Linked DNA regions of Mus musculus: region 1 is linked to region 2. Evidence: chromatin loops called from intact Hi-C (ENCODE). Cell type or tissue: gastrocnemius. All regions are shown on one strand. Region 1 overlaps Ncoa2 (nuclear receptor coactivator 2). Region 2 overlaps Ncoa2 (nuclear receptor coactivator 2).

Evidence for each region. Peaks named below come from ENCODE experiments on the same cell type or tissue, not always from the same donor. Only the 100,000 strongest peaks of a DNase experiment are listed, where the experiment ranks them.
Region 1: it touches region 2 in a loop (2.2-fold over the local background); 16 of 42 quality-filtered maps call a loop at or near these places.

The regions. Positions count from the first base shown.
Region 1 is chr1:13,187,294-13,189,793 of GRCm38, reverse strand. The region is part of intron 5 of Ncoa2 (nuclear receptor coactivator 2); the gene reads left to right. Among named protein-coding and RNA genes, the nearest start is that of Prdm14, 61 kb to the right of the region's middle. In gastrocnemius, a CTCF peak has its summit at 1,407; no DNase peak of the experiment used is centred here; H3K27ac peaks cover 1,562 bases.
Region 2 is chr1:13,371,523-13,374,022 of GRCm38, reverse strand. It overlaps Ncoa2 (nuclear receptor coactivator 2), which reads left to right. Exons shown (of 23, transcript NM_008678.3): 1 at 1-85. Among named protein-coding and RNA genes, the nearest start is that of Ncoa2, 1.3 kb to the left of the region's middle. In gastrocnemius, a CTCF peak has its summit at 981; DNase peaks (open chromatin) are centred at 919, 1,462 and 1,858; H3K4me3 peaks cover 2,293 bases; H3K27ac peaks cover 2,259 bases.

The DNA.
Region 1 (2,500 bases), 180 kb after region 2:
CTATTGAAGGGTGGGACTCTTGCCTCAGGCTCAGGGTTCCTGTGTGCCACATGCCTCGGCCTGTGTAGACGGTTTAAAATGTGAGAGCCAACAAAACGAGGGTTATGCTTTTTAGGGCTGGTAATTCCAACTAGTATGTTTTTCTCATAGAAGTCAAGGTTAAAATAGGAAGAAGGAACTTTTTAAAAGCATAACCGAGTGACTGGCCTTAGGGCCTTAGGGCAGCTACTGTCTCAGGCTTATAAAATCCTCCTTGTTTTTTTAATGAGTACTAAACACCCAGTGCTTTACTGTCCCTCTTTCAAAGTTAAAATTCAAGATGTGGGCTATGGTAAAATGAGAGAAGAAATAGCAGTGAATAGACAGAGCTGCCTGAGACATAAATTATCTCAAGTCTCGTGGCGCTCTGCTCTGCTGAAGACATTCTAAGCGTAAAGGACCACGTGGTCAGAACCGCGGCGTTGTGCCTGCTCTGTGCCTGCTGCAGCAGGCTTGTGGATTCAGGACTAGGATTTTTTAAACAAAGCTAGTTGGCACTCTCTTGACCTTACTGTCCCCTTTCTCATCTAGAAACGCTAAATCTGCAGGTATGTCCTGTGTAGTTGGGAGCTCGCCTTTGCATTAACAACTAACAGCTCATCCCTAGGGGGCAGAGGGGCACTTCCCACACACTGTAGGAGCGGGAAAGAAAGCTGTGGCCAGGTGACCACTTAGAATTACATAAAAGAGCCGAGGAGGACAGCTTTCTTTAGAAAACCTTGTGAATTGTAAGCAGAGATTTAATTGGAATTTTTCCATATAACTGTTTATTCATTATGCCTCGGGGAGTGGGAAATAGCACTGAAACCCCAAGGAGGACTTTGAGGCCTTTAAAAAGAAACGCTTAGAGCAAGGCAGGCTGTGGCTTAGCCCTTGCAACAAGTTCATTAATTGTAGAAACTGGATTGCAGGATGGCAGTGGCCCTTATTTCATAAAATCAAACCAAAATTTTTGCTGTTTGAAAATAATCTTCTGAGAATGAGTGGAGTGCATTGAGGAAGCGCCTGTGCAAGCTGAGTACTAAGTCAGCGTGCCAGAGAGGAAGCTCCGGGATCTAGTGGCTTACGGCTTAACTGGAGACCTTTCAACAGGGAGAGCATGTGTGTGCTCGGAGAGCTGTTCCTAGGCATAGATGCACACTCATGCTTGCATCATAGCATAGCGGTTGCTAGGCAACAGAAGCAAATGTCAGCTCTTGCCATCAGAGCATATCATAGTGAGCTTTAAAAAACACAGTTTTATAAAACGAGCCACTTTCATTTTTCAATTTTATTAGGCCACAAATGAGCCTTCTCACCATACTCTAAGAAGCCACATGCCCTTTCAAAGCCAACACTAGTAATGTAGTATTGAAAGCCTAAGAACTCTGCTGAACGAACACCCAGCGGTGGCAGTAGTGAGAAGTAACAAGAGATCTGTAAGTGCCATGTGCTGTTGCTGTGCCTCTCCAGTGTACACAGCTTAGTGCAGCCTGTGTTGTTGGCCACTTAGGTTTCTAGAGTCTTGCTTTACCCTGAATGTGCATCATGCTATAGAGAAAACCTGACAGACTAGTTAAGGAAAGTCTAAAGCCAGTGGGTTTTTTTGTTTGCTTTGGTTTGGGTTTCATTGTTGTTCGCTTTTTTGCTGTTATTATTACAAGACAGGTCCTTGACCTTTAGTCCAGACTGGCCTTGTTCTTCTACTGTAGCCCAGGTATTAAGATAGCTGATGCCATCACACCCAGTTTACTTTTTCTTTAAACAACTTCTTATTTATACCCCAGAATCAGTTTTAGATTGATGGAAATCTAGTCTGACAAAACAGAAGCCTTTTATATAAACAGCCTTGGGTGGACCAAGCATTCCGGCCATCCCTCACCACCGTGTGGGGACTGGGCATGCTTTAAATGCAGTAGATATGTATCTGAAGAGCCTAAGTGGCATCAGCTGACTGGGAATTTAGCTTTGAAGGTGTCCAGGTCTTCTTAGACTGTGAAGGGAAACTCTGCTCTGTTCTGAACAAGCATCAGATGTAGGAGAGACACGGAGCTGCCATTGCCAGGGCAGACCAGAAGGAGTCTTACCAGGAGAAGTATCTGAGCTCCTGGAGTCGCTAGCGGACTATGTGCAATTTTCCTTCCATAACCCCTGATCCCCTCTGTGCCTTGGAGAAGAGGGCCTTGGGAGGACACAGTATGCCCACAGCAGAGTGAACATGCCCACAGCTGCTGTTTACCTTCTCTTCCTAAAGTGTGGAGACCAGTCTCTTTCTGGAGTCTAGACATGGTGGGCACATGGAGTGACAGTGAGCCCGTTATAGCATGCAGGCAACCAGCACTGAGCTGTTTTAGCCACCCCCAAGACACTTAGCCCGTAGCACCGTCCCCATTCACCTACCTGGCCAGAGAGCCTACCCAGATCCTTCCCTACACACCAGACAGTAAAGGCCGGATGTTGCTTTGAAGGTCTGCGACCATCT
Region 2 (2,500 bases):
TGGCGGCCGCAGCCTGGGCTCCCGCGGCGGCGGCGGAGGTCAGCGCCGACGGCAGCCCGCACCTGACGGCGTGACGGCCACATTGGTAAGCGCGCCTCCCCTGGGGGCTCACGGGCGGCGGGCGGGGGGCGCCGCATTCCCACCCGGGCCGCTGCCCTTGGTGCGCGCAGCCCGGCGGAGCCGCGCGCCGGCCGGCCGGGCAGGCTGTTGTTGTGTGCGGGCACCGCTGCCCAGGCGTGCGGAGCCCGCGACGCCCATCCTCGAGGCGCGGCCGAGCCGGGGACTCGGCTCCCGGGGGGAGGGGGGAGGGCGGGAAGACGCCGAGTCCCCGGGAGAGAAAGGAGGCGCTCGGGCGCCGGGCGAGAGAGCTCGGGAGACGAGCCCTGGAGCGCGAGGCGGGTGGAGGCTGCAGCCCGCGGCGCCGGCCGAGAGGTGAGCACCAGGCTGGGAAGCGGCGGTTGTGCCGCGGGCCCCTGCTCCGGCCCCCTCGAGGCTGCGCGGCGCAGCCCGGGCAGGCGGGGGAAGCCCGGGCCGGCGGGCGCAGTCGCGGCCGGTGCTTTCTTCCCGGGAGGCGTGCGGCCACTGCTGCACGGGTGGGAGCCGGCCGAGGGGAGGCAGGACCTGGGAAGTGCCGGGGGTGTGTGAAGGTGACGCGGCCGGCAGGGGCGGCGGCGGGGGCTCGGGCGTCTGGGGGGCCTCGGGCTTGGGTGGCTTCGGGGCGGTAGCGCTCGGGCCGCGCAGGCCGGGCCGCGGTGGGGGCGGGGAGCCGGGGTCGGGCGGCGGCGGCGGTGGCGGCGCCGCGCCGGGCTCGCCCCTGACTTAACTTTCTGGGTGCGGGCATGTGTGCCGGAGGCGCGCTGGGGCCGCGGCCGGGGGCGGGAGGCGGGCTGCGGGCCAGGAGGTTCCGGGTTGGCTCGCCAGCGCCCCCTCTTCCGTACCCCTTCTGCGGCCCCTGCAGGGACAGGCCCTCGGGGGCCCCCCGCGGGAAGCGGGAGGGGTCCTGGCGGCCCTCGCGCCCCGGTCACGCCCTGGGCCGGGGACCCTCCTCTCCGGGCCCCTGGAGGCTCCCGGGGAGGCGTCCAGGGTCGGCGCCGCGGGCTGGAGTGCCCGCACCCCGCCCCTGGGGGAGTCCTGGAGGCGCCGCGGCCGCGCTCGGGGGTGGCTCGGTCCCTGCTTCCATGGTCCCTCCCTTTCCCCTCCCCCAAGTGGCTTCCGGGGCCTGCGGACTGAGGGGCGGGAATCGGGGACCCGAGCCCCTTACTCTCCGGGAGTGACGTTGGGCCTCAAGCCTAGAGGGCCTGTCACTGGCAGGGGAAACTTTCCCAAACCCGAGCCTGAGCTCGAGCACCCTCCTCCGCCACCTCGTCCTCTAATCCCACTCCCACTCCACCTCCTCCGACTCCTTCCCCTCCCACCGACCCGAATCTGGCTGTGCCTGACTGATGGGGCAGTGAGCCAATGGAAGGCAGGAACTGACCTGCCGGGTACCGGTAAGCCAATGGTGGGAGCCAGAGGCAGGAAGGAGGCGGGGTTTCTTCCGTCCAGTTAGGGCTGAGTTGCAGGCGGGGCGGGGGAGCCTTGGAGACGCCGCGAGCCCTCCACTCTGGCGCGTCCCTTGGTCACCCGCACCTGGGTTTGTGGAATAGTGTCACTCACAGAATCTGTGACCCGGGGAGACCTGCATAGGTGCGCGAAGATATTGCTTTTCTCTGGTGCTGCGAGAGGCGTTGTTTTAGACATGACAAAGTCTAAAGCCACTTCAGGATGTGGCAGTAACTGCGAGGCCCGGTTTTAAAATGGCATATGTTGATAGTGACCGCGTTCTGGATCTCAGCACCAGGTGAGATCTTTGAAGGTCTGCGTTAGTTTCACTGGGCTTCTGTCCAGCACCCGGACGATGGTGAATTGAAAGGGCACCCTGAGAGTAAAGGCGCGGGGTGGCCTCTTGTGAGGTGATTTTTAGGAGTGCTAAAGCATTCTTGTTTGGAATTGGCCTCACTGGGATCTTGTTTAATCAGACCAACACCAATTTCCCAAGTCTCCTTGAAAGTTTCGTGCTTGGTCTGGGTGTGACATTTTAACAAAGTTACTGGTTATGCTGTGCATATTTTTTTGTCTTGTTCTTGGGTAAACAAAATGAAGTTTTGAACCAAAGCGCCACTAAGATACCAAGCGTGGGTACTTAGCAAAAGCAGCTAAAGAATATTTGTTGGCAGAAAACAAAAGGAATAAAGTATAGCAGTATAGCTTTCCATATTACTCCCTTACAAAAGATTCGTAAAACATTTTATCTATTTATTTATTTATTTATTTATTTATTTTTAGTTTCCTTAAACACGGATGAATTGTACAGTATGTGGCTACTTCTCTGATGTGTAAGAGGTCAAGAGCTATCTTTGGTTGTTTGGGTCCAGTGAACTGACTTTCTTGACTCCTGAGTTTTAGGAAAGGGGGGCGGGGGCGGTTCCCTTGAGGATCCCTGGTTGCTCAGCGGGAATTG